3 separate regions of the Homo sapiens genome follow, and all the other regions are linked to region 3. A link is an interaction called in ENCODE POLR2A ChIA-PET data of the cell type or tissue named here. Cell type or tissue: MCF 10A. All regions are shown on one strand. Links, peaks and the distances in the headings refer to the core of each region. The heading gives the core; the rest is flanking DNA.

The links. Peaks named below come from ENCODE experiments on the same cell type or tissue, not always from the same donor. Only the 100,000 strongest peaks of a DNase experiment are listed, where the experiment ranks them.
Region 1: POLR2A ChIA-PET joins it to region 3 with 10 read pairs; 2 of 35 experiments call an interaction of 5 or more read pairs at or near these places.
Region 2: POLR2A ChIA-PET joins it to region 3 with 34 read pairs; 2 of 35 experiments call an interaction of 5 or more read pairs at or near these places.

The regions. Positions count from the first base shown.
Region 1 is chr10:88,522,867-88,528,903 of GRCh38, reverse strand. All of the region lies in intron 4 of RNLS (renalase, FAD dependent amine oxidase), which reads left to right. Among named protein-coding and RNA genes, the nearest start is that of RNLS, 57 kb to the left of the region's middle. In MCF 10A, for the core only: no CTCF peak of the experiment used is centred there; a DNase peak (open chromatin) is centred at 2,933.
Region 2 is chr10:88,537,827-88,543,863 of GRCh38, reverse strand. All of the region lies in intron 4 of RNLS (renalase, FAD dependent amine oxidase), which reads left to right. Among named protein-coding and RNA genes, the nearest start is that of RNLS, 42 kb to the left of the region's middle. In MCF 10A, for the core only: no CTCF peak of the experiment used is centred there; no DNase peak of the experiment used is centred there.
Region 3 is chr10:88,471,347-88,477,383 of GRCh38, reverse strand. The region is part of intron 4 of RNLS (renalase, FAD dependent amine oxidase); the gene reads left to right. Among named protein-coding and RNA genes, the nearest start is that of RNLS, 110 kb to the left of the region's middle. In MCF 10A, for the core only: a CTCF peak has its summit at 4,633; a DNase peak (open chromatin) is centred at 2,703.

The sequences.
Region 1 (6,037 bases), core at 678-4,677, 52 kb before region 3:
TTTTTCTGGAGACATTACTTCTTAGTTCTGTCCTTTTTTTTTTTTTTTTTTGAGACGGAGTCTTGCACTGTCACCCAGGCTGGAGTGCAGTGGTGCGGTCTTGGCTCACTGCAACCTCCGCCTCCTGGGTTCAAGCAATTCTCCTGACTTAACCTCCTGAGTAGCTGGGATTACAGGCATGTGCCACCATGCCCAGCTAATTTTTGTAATTTGTATTTTTAGTAGAGAAGAGGTTTCACCACGTTAGCCAGGCTAGTCTTGAACTCCTGGCCTCAAGTGATCCGCCCGCCTCGGCCTCCCAAAGTGCTGGGATTACAGAGGAGTGAGCCACCATGCCCAGCCCTGTCCTTTCTCTTACTACTCTCAGGACTAGTTTATCTCTAGATCTGCCTCAGAGCTCACATCTTTCATTATCATCCAGGGCATTCTCATCACCTCTTCCCTATGTTGTATCCTGTTTCCTGCTTTCTTTCTTTATCCCCTTGTTTGGGTAAAGTACATCCTTTTGCAGCTTCCTAATAAGTACATAGGACATACATTTTCCACACAGGCCTATCTTTCTCCTACTTGAGTTGTAATTTGACTAAGCAAGAATTCTAAGTATGATTTCCTCTTAGATTTCTAAAGATACTGATTTGTTGTCTTCCACCTTCTAGTTTTACTGCTAAAAATGTGGCATCATTCTGATGTCTTAGCCCTTTTCTAACTTCTTTTTTTTCTTCCTGGAAGCTTTTAGATTCTTCTTTTTATTCATATCTTCTGAAATTTTGTAGCCCTGTGCCAATATATGCATATATGTATATCCTTCATTTTCTTTTCTTTTCTGAATATTTTTTGTTCACTCAGTCTCACATTTTATTAACTCTTCTCTATTTTCTACTTTTCTGTTTTTTAGTACTACCATTTAGATTTCTTCCATATTATCTTTCAAACCTTCTGCTGAATTTTCTTTTATGATTTTTTTTTATTTTTATTGTAGTGTCCTTTCTTATTTTCTGGATGCACTATCTTATCTCTCTGAGGATAACAAACTTTTTTCCCAGATTTTATTTTTTTTTCAAGTTTTATCTTTCTTTTCTTTCAATTCCTTTTTTGGCTTAGTTGAGTCTTTTTCCTTTTGGTGTTGCAGATTTTCTTCATAATGGGTGACCCTTGGCTGTCCATTCGTATTTTAAAGGTGCACAACTAAAATGCCAACTGGAAGCTCTATGTATTTGTGTATATGTGGGGGGAAGAGGGATTGCCTGTGGACTGGCACATTTCACCAAGGAAAATCAGGAAAGATTTCGACCATTTCAAGGGGGACCTCTCAATAGAATTACAATTAATCTATATGGCTCCATTGTATGAAATAGAAAAAGATATCCCATGAGGCATGTGAGTTGTTTATCAGTTGGTGCCTTTATGCTAATTAGAAAAAGGTAGCCCCTCCCCCTGGCCTAACAAAGCCCCTCCCCAGGGCACAGGGCTTGGTAAGTGGAGCAGGGCTTGGATTTTATCCCTCACTCACCTTCAGCCAATGTCCCTGGTAAAGATAAAAACTGGAGAAACTATGTGAGGGTCCTGCTCCCAAATGTTAATATCTTTAGGCCTTTCTCATAAACAGGCCAGTTTCTCAGAGATAGACCTTTAGTGTTCTGCCTGGGGATGGGGAAGGTTGCTGGTGTAGGGAGAAGCTGAAGGTCTGGCAAAATGAAGCTGGGGAGGCGAGAGTGCCTCTCCATTATGTCTGTAGACTTTCACTTAATTCCCTAGTTAAGTGAAGGAGAGTGACCCACACAGATTTGTACACCTACATGATTCTGCACCTTCAGAGAATAAACTTCCAGTCTTCTGCCTTGATGAGGTTGAGAAGTCTTCTGATTGTAAAGGAGGGAGGAAGAAATATGCAGATCCCTAGAACCCAAGTACTTAACTGCCCTCTTTTTTTTTCTTTTCTACCCCTCACCTCTGCCTCCAGAGACACCTGGTGCCTCCAGAGACACCTGGTGCCTCCAGTTCCTTAACATTTCTGCAGTTCTGCGGCTTTACTGGTTTCCCACTGCTAACCTCCTTTGCAAACTTAGAATTGAGCTTTCTTTAGTGAAGGGCAGTTATCTTTTCTACTATTCAGTAGCTTCCAGATTTTTTTTTTTTTTGAGACAGAGTCTTGCTCTGTCACCCAGACTGGAGTGCAGTGGCGTGATTCCAGCTCACTGTAACCTCAAACTCCTGAGCTCAAGTTGATCTATATGCCTCAGCCTCCTGAGTAGCTAGGACTACAGGCATGAACCACTATGCCTGGCTACGTTTTTAAATTTTTTTGTAGAGGTAGGGCCTCCCTATGTTGCCCAGGTTTGTCTTGAACTCCTGGCCTCAAGTGATCCTCCCACCTCAGCCTCCCAAAGTGTTGGGATTACAGACCTGAGCTAGCGTGCCTGTCCAGCTTCCAAAATTTTGTTGCTGTTTTGTCTGCTGTTGTGTCTTCTCAGGTTTTGTTTGTCCTTTTAGATTTATTCAGTTTTTATTGTCATTTTAGTAGGAAATAAGGAAGCGTAAATAAACACAATGCTTAATTCTTCATGCTTAATTGAAAGTTCCTAACTTCTTTATCATTCAGGGCAGAGGCTCTGCAATTCTGATTTTTTGCATAAATTCATCTAGTATGATTTCTAAATGTGTTAAAGATTTGCTATATTTTTCTCAAGGTGACCATTTGCTGCACTGATTGCTCTGACTCTTTTGATCTTTTTTATAAAATCAAAAGACCTACTTGGCAGAGTCTGTTTTTGATTTTTATTTGCAGTAGTTGAGATGCTATGGCCACTGTAAGATTGTGAAGATGAAGTAGGTTTAAACAAGAGTTAAGTTGCAGCTTTGCTGGATTCATTGCACCTTGGTAAGCAAAGTCACTTGGACTTCACCTCATCCCACAAAAGTTGATTGGCTTCTGTGGGCATTCGGCCAGTTTTTTTAGTGAGTCATATCATGATTTCCTAAGGGGCTGAGGAGACCTGGGCAGCTAATTCATATTTGTGCTATTACTGGGAGGTATGATAATCTCTAGTGTCTGATAAAACTGTGATTTAATGTTATAAATACAGAAATGTACCAGAACATACAATGTTTTTATTAGCCTAGTTGTACCCCACAGCAATACTCTAGTCAAATAAATAAAAAGTAATATTCTTTACCACCTACTTGACCTGAATTATTCTCCTTTGTGGGTGAATATCTATTTGTAAGATCTTAATAACAAATCACAATATCTAATTTACTAAGATACTGTGGTCTGGAAGATATGAGGATCTCTTCTTTCAGCACAGGATTAGTTTGAATACCAGTAAGTGTTTGCGTATGTAGTAACTGCACTACTACATACGCAGGGCCCAGGAAGCCATTGCAAGTTTCTGCAGCACTATTTGTAAACATAGTTCCATATTAACAAAAATAAATAAAATTAAAAATAAAAATGAGGTCTGCTAAAAACCTGCTTTCTGCTTAAACACCTTCCCTTAGCATTGAATGGCCTTCTGCATTGCTATAGATTCTTTCATCTGAACTATTTCATTACTTAGATGCTCTACACGCAGTTAAATAGGGCTTTCCCAGTGCCTTTATAAATATGAAGAAAGTTTATATTAGTGAAAAAATGTGAAGTTACAGGTTCTCTCGTGTTCCATAGAATATATTTCATATTAGTGATGATCAGGATTTGTATGGGATAGGGTATAGAATGAAGTAATTAATTATGGTATTAAATGTTTGGTTTAAGTGTCTCTTATACACACACATACACACAAACACACCAAGAATACAATGTATTTTATGCTCCAGATAACTTGAGCAACTAAAGTTTCTCCTTGCTGCAGTTTATTTATTTATTTATTTTAATTTTTGTGGGTACATAGTATGTGTGTGTGTGTATATATATATATATATATATATATATATATATATATATGTATGTGTGTGCCATATATATATATATATGGCATACATGGAGTTTAAATGATCCTTGCCATTAGGTTGCCAGACTGGGAAAATAAGCTGAAGCGTGATTTTATTTTGGATTAAGGCAAGGAGTTTTAGTACTTGAAGAATACGGAAAGGTTAGATACAGCCAGTATTTGACAGAAGAGTATATAAAGGACCAGTATTTATATGGACAAATGAGAAAGTGGTCGAATCTAGTACTGTTGAATAGAACTTTATGTGATCCTGGAAATGTTCTATATCTGCACTGTCTGACATGGTAGACATAGGCACATGTGGCTGTTTAGCTGTTGAAATGTGGTTAGTATAACTGAAGAACTGAATGTTAAATTTTGTTTAATTTTAATTAATTTAAATAGCTAATAGAAAATAGGATTATTTTACAATTGCCTGGAAATATAGATAACAGAGTTAAGTTATTTTGCACAGCATGTCTAGTCTCTAAAACAAAATCACTTTAGTAGCATGACTATGGTGCAGGTCAGGATTTCTTTCATTCATTCATACATATACTCAACAAATGTTAAGAACCTACTATATACTATACCATACTGTGCTTACTATATTATGCTAGATGCTGAGGTAAATAAGTTGTCTGTTGCTGAATTGGGCTCCAAATAAATGAAAACCTTTTTAACGTCACAATATATACATGAAGCTGACCAATTGAGGTTGGAAGGCGCCAGTGGTTCTATTGCTGTTACAGAACAGGATAGACAAGCAGGGCCCAGGAAGCCATCAGGGGGCACTGCCTATAGCCAGGGAAAGAGGATAGAGCCAGGAAACCTAAAGAGCTTTTTTTTTTAATATAATCAGTTTTAAGGAATGATGTGTGGTCAAAAATTACGAGAAGATAGAGTTCAAAAAGCTGTGATAGAAACAAGGGCCAAAGCCAAACAGAAATTATTGCAAGTTTAGCACAGTCAACAGTACATTCCAGGAAGCTGATGTTTAACCAGATATAATATTGTTCAATGTTACAGCTGAGTGACAGTGATCCTTGTGGAAAATCCATGTACCAGGAAGATGTAGGTCGGCAGAGGTATGGACCTGCCACTCATTTTCCTTATTGTCCTGGCTCAATGGTAAGGGAGGAAGGAGTGAATTTATAAATTGAGTAGTGATGCGGCTCCTATGCAGGTGATTCTGAAACCACGCTTGCCTTGAGAATCCCAGCTAGGTTCTGCATTTCTATACAGTATCTACAAAGGACTTTCTTTGGCTTCTTTTTAAAACTGAATATCCAACCAAAACACTGTAATAACTCTTTCCTGGATTTCAGTGAGAATTTGGAATACATGAAAGAGATGGGAGAGAATCATCTTTTGTTTTGTTCTTTGTAATTTCTGACTCAAAGATTAGAAAGGACTGTAGCCAAATGTTTCTGAGCTTGGAACCTGATGTAAAGCGATCCCTTGCTCCTAAAGGAGAAAGGAAGTGAAGTGGAATAATAATAAATGCCATCTAGTTGTATTGCTTTATAGGCTTAAACTGACATTTGAATAATTCCTTTCAGAAAGTATGTAACATATTTTCAAAAAGTCTATAAATGCTCAGCTTTTTGGAATAATAGAAAGTAGAGTGTCCTTTTACACTTGCCTGCAAATATACAATCCAGTTATTTTCTGAATGGCACAGTGGGATGCATGGAAAGCAGACTTATAGCTAACCAATAGCATTATTTTATTTAAGGAAACCGTTTTTATGATGAAGGTTCAGAATCCTCCCTTTAAGGAATCTTGAGAAAAATGACTCTTCTGAAAGTTTCTTTTCACATCTCTTGTGACTTAACTGTATGTGATGATTTTGACAACTGTAAAGATAGAAAAGGGTTTTTTTTGATTTGTTTATAGAATTGCTCCCTCTTCCCTGGACAGCTGTTTAAATATATAGCTGCACACTCATGCTAAGGAAGGTCCAGAGAGAGGGAAATGCCACTGTCTCTTGAGTTCCTATCAAACAGTACGTCCCAGCTCCTGCAGCCAGGAAGTTCTTTGGGGAAAAACCAGTGGTGCATTTGCACTTTGCTGCCTTTGCTCTGGAAGTTCATTTTCTTTTGTCC
Region 2 (6,037 bases), core at 678-4,677, 67 kb before region 3:
TCTCAAACAAAGCAAATAATATATATTTTATTTGAGGATTCAAATCTCAAGACCTATTTTACAAACTGGTTTTTAGTGACTAACTTGTAGGAACCCACTGGTCAAAGATGCCCTCTGTTGTCATTTTAATGCATTCAGAATCTTTGCATTTGGCATGTCTTGCATTTTATTATGGTTGATTTTATTTTGAGACATACGAAGTTTTTTTGTGTGTACTTAGTACCTTTTAATGGATTGTTTCTGTTAAATAATTGTCTTTGTGTATTTTAGGTTTGCTCTTCCTGAAACATTTTCTTGAAACTTTAATTCATTTCCTATGTGTCTTTTTTAATCAGATTAAACTTTCACAACTAGACAGCCCATTGGTTCATCTAAATTGTAAAACATATAACAAGAAAATATAAAGTAGCAGTTAAGAAGTTACTGAAAAAGATGGGGGAATTGCTTGATAACCAATTTTAGAACTTTAAAAAATATTGGAGCAAATTTCTTTGTATGTTGGTGTTTGGTTGTTCCTGACAGTTATCACTGCCTCAACTTTCTCCTTCACAAACAGGCAGAACCTAGGATGGGAACACTGGGAGCTGTGGATGAAAATGGGGGCTGGGGAGAGGATGGAGTCATAGTGCGGCAGAGGAAAGAGGCTGGCAGCAATATCAGATCAGCAAATAGCATGAGGAATTAGGCTGGAAACTACTGAGCAGAAAGGATTCTGTAGTAATCCTTTAAGATTTGAGGCTTGAGAACAAGGGGAAAGAGTAGAAAGGTGGGAATGCATAGGTTGAGGTCAATTTAAATAAGCCCACCTCTTTTTAAAGCATACTGAAAAACAAAAACAAAAACTCCTCATGGAGTTGTCTGTGTTACCAACTAGAGGTTGCCTCAGTTTACTGGTAACTTTGTCCTCATTGTTGTGTGTTAGGAAAATAATGGTTTTAAATCATTCAAGGAAAATACACTTGTATGTCTCATGAGAACCTGGAGCATTTTTTATTATATTTTGTGATTACAGTTGGAGATGCTGCTTATCTTATTTCTTGTAAAACTCGGAGGGAAGGCTTCCAAGTGCTTTACTGCTCTAGGGGCCCTTTGTAATCAAATATGCTTCTTCAGCAGTAATTTTAGCATCTATTATCGGTGCTTCAGCCCTGGCAGTTCGGCAGCCTTGCAGCTTTGACATCACTTGTGGTTTGCAGAAGATCATGCAGTGCTGTCTAGTGCTCCTGATAATAGTTTCTAAATGCTTAGCTGATTTATACTGACTGGAATTGTCCCATCTCTTCCTAGCAATCGAATCTGGCAAATTAATCATTTAACCTTTTCTGTGACATGGACAAGCCTCACTGTGAGGTCACCAGTGTCACACCAAGTATGGCTGCCCATTGACAGAAAAAGTTTGTGCTGGAATTGTGAATGTGCTCCCCCATCTAGAAGATGTACACGTTGTCTTTTTAGATAAAACAAAGACAAACAAGGGTATATTTTTTCAAGTGCACTTAATGAGAGTACAACAGAACCAAAAAGGGAAATCTGTGCTTCTCATTCCCAGTCACGTGCTGACTCCCTGGACTTCATTCTTTTTTCACCAAAACTCCTGTGCACGCAGCATGGAGTAATCATGCTTGAATCTAGCCTCACAGTCAGGCCCTCAGAGCTGATTCTGAGATGTGAGGTTCAACGATTTAGAGAGGGGCCTGGATTATTCTGATATGATAGCTTTTCATTCACTATAACTTGAAGTTTTTATATCACAGGGATCTATCTTAAAACAAGAGATATAATTAAACAGAAACTCAGTGGAAAGGGGCTCTTACAGTCATATAACTGGTCCTCCAAGGAAAATGCAAAGGCGTCTTTTATCTCTCTCCTTCTCCCCCAGAAATACCTCATCATGTCCTTGGCCTGTGCTGTGGAGGGTTCCATTTAATATCCTCATCTTTCCCAGCTCCCTAGTTCCTCATGCCCTATGCTCACCAGACAGACACATCACCTTCCTAGGCTCCCTCCACTATAAAGAACCCTCAAATAAACTTCAAAGGCAGGAAGTCCTTGTTTGTATCCTACACTGACCCAGAGGGGCACAACCAGGATATTTCTCTTTGCCTCAAGGGTCAATTTGACCCAGACCCAGACAAGAATACATATATTCCAATTTTAAGGCTAAAGAAGGAGCCATTGGTAGAGTCAACTGTCTTCTACAGCTAAAGAAGTTACGATTATTTTCTTTTGAAAACATAATCTTTTCACCCTGATTTCCTGATTCTTAGTACAATGTGTTCTCAAGACTAATTCTTGGAACAGTCTAGAGAGGTTCATGTGCTTCTTATTTTGTTGCTACTTGTCAAAGGCCAAAGGGGTTGAATGTGTCAGACACTGTAGGTCATTTGCATAACATACTACGTATTAATAAAAAAGGATATGTGGATATTCAAGAGTATGTTTGATCCTGTTTCAGCATTTAATTTCAGATCATGGCCAAGTATCTGTTTTCATTGTGAAAAGCCAGGATCTGCCAAAATCAACATGAAGTAAATGACTTACATAGTAGTGAAAAGGAGTTAAGACACGTACACAGATATGTCGTTCCTTTCGATCGTTATCTAAATAGTGTTGTTTAGACAAAAGTATTAAACTTGTCATTGGAACTTAGAAAACTTTTAAAGAATTCAGTTTTTATATTGATTTATGTTCCATTCTGAAACTGCTCATAAAGTTTAAATCTTTCCTTTCTATATAACAGAAATGGTCAGGCTGCATTTTTAACAGAGACTTCTCAAGGGTGAGAACTGGTAGAAGTTGACATTTTTTACATAAACCATATTTTAGAATTTTAGTTTCAAGCTAGTTAAGAAATGTACTTTTTTTTTTTTTTTGGCAGTAAGGAGGGACTTATGATGACCATAATATAACAAAATGTGACTCTGATCATGGTGACATCGAAACCTGGAGTTTCCACAACTCAGTTTTTGATTGAGGGTAGCAAATTATCTTTCTTTGTAGTAAATTATGATACACATTGCCTAATCTAGATTTGATGTGTGAAAAAATATGCTACTATATGTGGCATGCCTGTAAAGTAATGAGGCTTGGTTTTTAAATTATTTATAATTTCTTAAAAATGTATGTTGTCCTTGAGAGAGTTTCTCTGGAAAAGTACACTTATTCCACAATTCTTTAAAAAGATTATTTGACATTTATTACAAATGTAAGAATAGATTTGGGAACTTGAAGCCACTCTGGAAAAATTCTTCAAATTGCTGTTGTAGCCACACATTCTTTGTGATACACACCTACTTCACTTGTCATGGCCTGAATAATTATTGACTCTTCCAGAACTATTTTGCACTTTCAAAGGGAAAATATTTGCTTTGCTTTCAGATAGTCAACCGATTAAGCTGCATTCTCTAAAAGTAATTCCAGAAGGGGACTTTCAAAATAGTTATAATAGTAACAACTTGGGTAAAATAGTAACACTTTTGAAATAGCATAATCATCTGGATGTGTTAATTATTACCTTTGTTGAAAAATTATAATACTTTTATAGTCACATCTCCAAGGGTGAAGTAGTGGATGCCTTGTTTTACTTTAAGAAAGTTTTACTTTTTTACAGCTGAATACAGTTGCTGTTCTAATAGCTTATGAAATGCTTGTCTTTGGCCTTTGGAGGAATACGTGATCTTGTAATTTTGCATGATAGCGTAGCATATTGCAGTTGTTCCACAGGCATTTTTAGAAACTATATCCTTTAGTTATAAAAATGTGTTAACAAGGTCACAAAATAGAAAATACATACATTTCGAAAACCAGAGAATTATTTGAGATACTTTTTACCACAATATAACTTTTATATTTGAATTATATTGCCATTATTTTGGTGAAGGTGGTATCTAACTCAACTTTTGTTAGTTTACGGGCTGTAGTATTAAAGTGATAGCATAGTATCTTGTATGTAGACTGTGGTGAAAAATCTATTGATGGAACAAATAAAGGTGAATATTGAAAAATTAGATCATGAATGATATTTGATAAATTATCTTGATGGATATTTAAAAATAAATACAGATTGACTTGTATAAATGTTTCTTTTATGTGATTTCACTTTAATATGTTATATTGACTCTAAAATCATGAACCTGAAATCAGACTCAAGAAAGTATTAGATATCCCATGTTAAAAAGTAAGTTAGATATTTACAGAGATTGATTCATAACACAGATGTACTGAGGGATAACTGTGGTTCCAGAGGCTGCATGAGATGCTATGGATAAATATGTGGTGGAAAAATAGGTAGCATCCTTGCTATATGGAGCTCATACTCAAGTGACTATGGGGCTACCAAGAAAATAGGCCAAACTGGGAGCCTCTGTAGCAGCTTGGTGTCCCATGGAAAAGTTTAATGCCAAGTATCTGGGTTCTGTTCTTTAAAGTGTGACGAATTTGTATTCTGTCTCTAAAATGCTTCTGGATTAAAATTTATGCTATTATTTTCTGCATTCTCCTTTGTCATCTTAATTGATCTAGTTCTACCCCTCCAATTTTTAGTATTTTCAATATGTGATATTATATGTGCATACTATATGTGAAAGTAACTTGTAAACTGTAAACATTTTAAACTGTAAAGCAGTGTTGTTATTCAACAAGAAGATATATGCACACAAAGTACAATGTAGACTTGCCTAGTTATGCAGATAATAAAACTGCTATTCTGAAGGTCTTTTATTCTCCCTCTCTAAAATTGCCTGAATTTGCGGATTAATTTATCCATTGTCCATCTTCCTTAGTCTTTTAGAAACAGTTTCCAAATCTCTTAAAACTACAGTTTATGTTCACTATGATTTAGAGATTATGTTTTCTGGTGGGCACAGAATGTGTCACCCCATTAAAGAGGGACTCTTAATATTGTTTATGGAAGCAGAAAACAAAATGAAGTCATAAATCTGGGAGACACCCTATTTGGCCACCTCCTGTTGGGGAGAAGTGATTCCAAATAATTAAATGGGGCTAGTAACTTTTACATTAAATGTTTTCCATCAAGTAGATGTTATAACTTCCTTCCGTAGCCCAAGTCAGCAGCCATATACATTTTCTTAAATAAATTTCATAGGGTGGAAAACTGAAAGAAAGGAAATGGTAGAATAAGGTCTAAAACCATCTCCTAAATCTTCCTTAATTTTTCTATTGTTTTCTTATTGCCTTAAATGCCTCAATCCATAATTAGGCCCTCATAAGATTAAACTGCAATGGAACATGCTGAAAACTTACTAAGAAAAGAAAAATAAAATCAGATTTCACTGGTATTATCACTAGGAATTAAGGAGTATTTTATTATTTCTTTCAAGTTTTACTTTTACGCTTTTCTGGAAGAATCTCTGAAGACAGGCATTGCAAGAGATTTTGAGGGGAGATAAATGGTGATCAGATACAACAGTGGCAGAAATGTCTTTTCTAAGGGTTAATGAGGTCACATTGTTTGTTGTATTTTTTGAAGTCTTAGAATACTTGTGGATTTGATTCTGACGACAAAGTGCAGCTGTTCTGGTCATCTCTTCTAAATAAGGTTCTTTCTTAGCACATGCATTTCAAAATCAGGGAACTTCTGGGCTAAGAGTCAATCTTCCCTTATGTGCATGCCAGACACTTTCATGTATTTGTGGGAGTCACAGGTTAATCTCCAAAGAAAGATTGCTTTCATTCGGAATCACAAATGAGTAAATAAAGACCCTGTCTGGCTCTCTACATCTGAGGCTTGTTTTGAATTTGTGTACAAATTATTTCCACATAATTGTGCTGCATTAACCATCTCTGAACATTAATTATATTTTTCCACTGCTGAAACTCTCAAGTGATTTCACAAGTACAAAAAGTTTGTAAGAGGCATTATTCTTTTTTTCTCCAAGTTCCCCTGGGGAACCCTGATTTGGAGAGAATTGCCTGCAAACTTATCATCATCAATACTATCTTTTTCATTGTCTTTAAAAAACTTTTTATTCAAATATAATATCCATATAGAAAAGCACAACCATATTAAGTACACATC
Region 3 (6,037 bases), core at 966-4,965:
CACCATCATAACTGACATCCCATTGTCACCTTCATCCCTAACTTCACCATCATCCTTATCATCTTGCTCATACCATCAAGGCACCTGCTTTGTTGTTCCTTCGTCAGTTTTTCTGTGAGCAAGTCCTGAATATCAGCACTTTGCACTTTCTCCATAGGGCAGATGTACACATGGAACAGTCTTTGAATGGTTATTGTTAGCTTAGTCACACTGTACCATTTTCCAGTTCTTGTTCTAATAATAGATAGTATCTATTATTTAATGATATTGATACAAAAATATAATTTGCTTGAATTACTCTTGTTTTGGGTTAATCCAAGAATTTGAGTTTCATTTATAATATAGCAGATCAACTGCTTGAAAAAAAAAGGCCACACTATTATCGCTTTCTTACTTTTTGTGGCAAAACTGCACAGCATAAAGCATTTACAAGCTTATCTCTGTTTAAATAAATTTAATTAAATTTGAATTCAGCAGGCCTTGTTGCATAAGAACAACATTGACTTTGCTGTTTGGGTTTGCATGTTTTATGAACATCAGCACCCTGCTAAATGAAGAGTGGAAAACAGGCCCTTCTGAACTACCTCTCAACCCTTTCATGAAGGTTTTTTAAAAAGAGATAATGAAAAGAATTTGACCATTGTTTTATTATTGCTAAATACATATATTTTTGGGAAAGGGGCTTCCTGTTGACCATGTGTTCTTTTAAAACATCAACTTAGTGAGGTAGTTTATATTTTGTCCTGACTTCTGCTTTGAAATATTACAAGATTGTTTGTGTATAAAGTGCCTTTGATGAATAAGATAAAGGAATGTTGCTTTTCAATAAGTCATGTACCCATTATTCTACTTTTTAGAGGGAAAAGCTTTTTATTTACTCTGTTGTCCCCGTCCTCATAATATGCATCAAGATTAAAGGGTATACAGCATGGATAAAAGAATAGCTCCTTGGTGTGGTCCATGGACCAGTGCCCATCAGCAAACTATGTGTAATTAGTTTACAATGGATTAGATATTGAAAAGTGATTAGAAACTTCTGTAGTAATTTGCTATTGTCATGACATCCAAATATATGATTTTTGTATTTAACAAAAATCTAAGTCATCAATGCATTAGAAGTTTAAGAAAATGAAAAACAGTAACAACCACCAAAACAAAAACAAAATGTAAATCCTGTTTCTTCAACATATTAATTTGTTCTGTGAGATTTTAATAGGCATTCCATAAAAAGCACATCCGTTCCTTAGATAGGTTTGGAAGGGACTGATATAAAATAAATCATGTAAGTTATTGTCTTCTGGACTCCCAGGATCTGCATTGTGAACCTCCAAGTGAAGGCAGGGTAAGAAGAGTCTCCTGAATCATAAACCCCTGGATTTATAGAACATCTCCAAAGAGTAATGTCCTGTAGAGGATCCTTTACCTAAAGAGTTAGTATTTTTCTGCTATTTTTAACTTTTCAGTTGCTTCCTATGCAGCTTTAGAATAGGACTATCATTTTTAAAACTTGATTTTTCCCCTTAATTTTTTAATTTTTGAAATGCAGCCTGCAATATTACCATTGTAATCAATGTTACTATTTTTCTAATTTCATGGATTTTGTATTTTCTTAATTAAAAATTTTAAAAGGCTGACCAAATGCTCAAGAAGACACAAAGTCCCACCCCCCAAAAGCCAGAGACCATGTTTTTCCTGTGATCTCTGGATCCTCACAGAGAGTGTAGAGGGAACAGCTGCAGTTTTTAGGAAGGAAAATAATTGTGTTGCAAAATACCTCTTGACATAGGAAGGTGAGATTAGAGACTGAAAGGACATTGGAATGAATCCGAAAAGAAAAGGTTTTTTAATGCTGCTAATAGAAGTTAGAAGAAAAGAAAGGACAACTGAGGGTTAAAAAGATCATTGAAAATGTACTCGAAGAAAATGAAAAAGTGTTCCTTAAATTGCTATTAGATTTCAGGGCTCTGAGGCTAAGATCTAGCCCCAGGAAGAATTTTTAGGGAGAAGATTGCTTCATTTCAAACTAGATTGGGCTTCCTTATTTTTAGCCAGAACACTCAGTTCCAGATGCCTTTCTCTTGAGTTTGATAACATTAAAGCGGCTCGGTTGGTTGCTGGCCATCACTTTTAGTGTGAGGCACTAATAAAGTGTGGAGCAGGTGAAAATCCCAATGAAATTGGGCTAACTCTACAAATGTGTAAAAACAGCTTCATACTTGGAAAAGCCACAGTGAATGCCAGGGCTGCCCTGTCGCCCTGTGTGCCCAAGCCTCCTGACTTCTTCATTACATCTCACATTGTCACCTTTCTATCTTCTTGGATCTCAGCCTCAGTTTCGCCAGTGTCTACTTTCCCTCTGCCTTCAAACATACATGGCAGTCCACTATCTTGTTGCCGGGGGGAGCTGACTACTTTCTCCAACTACTTTTTATATCCTGTTTTTGTAAAACTTCTCAAACAAGGCATCATATTTCTTTGCTACCTGCTTTTCCCCAGTCTCAGGAGTCTGGCCTTAATAATGAGGCAGCAACTATAGCCAACTTGACTAAGAGCTGACTGCACCAGGATCAGTGCTTAGAGCTTGGCATATGTTACTTCATTGAATCCTCAAATAATCCTCTGAGTCAGGTATTACACCTATTGTAATTTTATAGATGAGATGCTCAGGTTTAGATTAAGCAATTTGCTACACAGAGACACTATTGACAGGGCTGGAACAGAGCCCAGGTCTGACTGACCTCAACACATTTTCTTAACTACCTTTTTGTTTACTCAAAAGTGCCAGGAAAATGTTCTCATTTAAGCCTTCCAACTTGAAGAGGTATTATTATAATCCATTTAATACACTTGCTGTGAACTAGGAGAGTCACCGCCTTCCTACAGGGCATTTGCAAATTTGTCCAGGTATTTGGTTGTGGGAATACTGGAGGTGGGAATGCTGCTAGCATTTAATTGCTAGAAGAAGGAGGGACATAGGTGTGGGAACTGCCATGCAATGCTGAGAAATACCTCACGCAACAAAGAATTCTCCTGCCTCAAATGCCAATTATGCCCCATTCAGAAACAATGATAATGGATGAGAATTTAATAATGGATTCAGAAAGCCTAAATAACTTCCCTGAATCTGGAGCCATAAATCAAACTGAGATCTGTCTGGCTCTAAAGGTTGTTTTTTTTTCTGCTCAATTCAACTTCATCTAACAGAACATTAAAATATTATGTATAATTTGATTTGCTCCCACAATTACCATATTTTATATGCAGCATCTCAAATATAATTTATTTAGAGAATACTTAACTAATTTCCTGATTGAATGTTATTTTAATACATTTAATGGAGATAGCATGTATCATAGTATTTGCCAGATTTTCACAAGGATGCTAAAATTTAATGAAAGAAACCATCAACATTGTATTAAACAAGGAAAGCTGCATATTCTGGAACATGCTGTCTTCTGCACTGACAACCAGGAGCAGAAAAGACTCATTTATGAAAGGAAAAGAAGGAGGAAAGAGAGAAGCTTGGTGAAGAAGAGAGGAGAGAAAAATATATATATATGGCTTTTTATTTAATTAGTCTTATACACTGAGCCCTGACCTGTCAATTGCAATGTTTCCTTCCTCTGAAACTTCATTTTTAAAAAATCTCCTTTATAAACATTCTAAGGTCTAAAGGGTTGCCCAAATTTAAATAAGATTTTCTACTTTCTATATTTAAAGACGTCTTCTTAATGTGCTTCTTTCTAAAATAAATGCATGGTATATATTTTTTGTAGCAGTCATGGGTTGTACTAGGCAAAGACCTTGTCATGCTTGGTAAAGAAGGGCTGTGCTTTTCATAATCATAGATTGCATACCTGGACTGTACACTTGAACATGACTCAAGTCTCCAAAGTTTAACCATCATTTTATAACATCAAGGCCTGTGTGCCATATTTGTGTGTGTGTGTGTGTGTGTTTTACTACCCAGAAAAATAAAATGGTAGTTTCTGCTTCACCCAAGTGCCTACATTTGAAACACATATCATGCAAGACAAACTCTCATCTTGAGTTGCTGGTAGGAAAAAAAGGATCTTTCTTTATGCCATTTTTCTTCTTCCTATTTTCACCGTTTGAGATATACAGTCATGTGCCACATAATGGTGTTTCAGTCAACACCAGATCACATATACGTCAGTGGTCCTATAAGATTATCCTACGATATTTTTACTGTACCTTTTCTATTTTTACCTGTGTTTAGATACACAAATACCATTTTGCTACAGTTGCCTACAGTATTCAGTACAGTAACATGCTGTACAGGTTTGTAGCCTAGGAGCAATAGGCTGTATCACCTAGCCTAGGTGTGTAGTAGACTGTTCATCAAGGTTTGTGTTAGTACACTCTATGATGTTTGCAAAACAACAAAATTGCCTTATATTTCTTAGAACATATCCTCACGGTTAAGTTATGCATGACTAGTTAAATTCCCAACATAGACGATTTTCTGGGACCCATAATTAACAGAGAATTTCAGACTTTGTGGGTGATAAGAGTATCTGAGTGCTTGTTAAAAATGTAGATTTCCAAACCCTGTGCTAGAGACTTGAATTCAGTAGCTCTTGGGAAGAGTGAAATGCTTTGTCAACAAGCTCCCCCAGGTGATGGGGTGCCTGTAGTTCATGGAACACACTATGAAGACAAATAGTTTGGTACTTAATAAGCCTCTAATAAATAGTTGTTGAATATATGAATGTGACTATATGAATATATGAATGTGGCTGTACTAACAGCTTTATTCCTGTCAACAGAGGCTTTTACCTATAACCACAGAAGCTTATATTCCTAGGAAATTCTTACCTTTTCCTTCCCCTCACCTTTGTCCACCTATTTTCGGCAACTCTTGAAGTCTTGTTTGGGCAGATCCCTTCCATTTTCATGCCTATCGTGCTGCTTTAGCACCTCCTGTCTCGGGCTTGTTAACAGGTTCCCCAGGCTCCAGACTCTTTTGACTTCAACTCATCTTTAAAACCACTACCAGATTAATCTTCCTCAAACCTGTGCTTATCTGTATTTAAGACTCTTCATGATTTGACTCAACCTACTTTTCCCCTTAATTTCCTTCTCTTCTTCTCTTTAAAATACCAGATCCCACTCTTGTCCCTAATTGTGCTTTATACACCTCCTTCTCACTGCTTTGCTTATGCCATCCCCTTCCCAGCCCTGGGCAGGAAGGAAGGGGTTAACTCAGCAGGCCTGGGTTATTCAAATCCTGCACATTTCAAAGAAATGCCTGCCTTCAGGACTAGCCCTTGGTCAGCTCCTGGGAATTAACCTCTGAGCTCTTGAAATATTCTTCCAGATAAGAGTCTTTTTGTATGCCTGAGGCCTTGGACCATGCTGTACAGATAAATTTATCCTGACGATGTGATTTATGGTGAAGACTTTTTTTTTTCTTTTAGGTAGGGGGAGGCTGGAATCTCAGTAGCTGAGGTCAGTTAAGGGGCCTATATTGCTGATCTCCAATAACAACTCTGGACACCAAGGCTCATGTGAGCCTTTCTGGTTGGCAACATTGAGCATGTGTTGTCATACATTGTTGCTGGGAGAATTAGACACATCCCCATGAGACTCCATGGGGAGGGGACCACAAAAACCTTGCACCTGGTTTCTTCTGGACTTCCAAACATGTACCTTCTCCCTTTCCTTTGCTAATTTTAATCTGCGTCCTTTCACTATAGTAAACGATACCCTGTGAATTTAACAGCTTTTCTGAAGCCTGTAAGTTCTTCTCATGAATCATCAAGCCTGAAAGTGGCCTTGGGAACTCGTGACACCTCTCCACAGAATGGCCCTCTCTTTTCGCCTTACAGTACTCTATACATTCTTCCAGAGACTGATAAAATCCCTTCCCCTTACTTTGCCTTCCCCAAAAGGTAGCCAGCAAGCAGCACCCATTGCTGGTGAGAGTGCCCACTGGAAAAGGCCTCTCTGAAAAGAAATTTGGCCATGTTAGCAAAACTTAAAATGGGCATAACATTGACCTAGCAGTTCCACT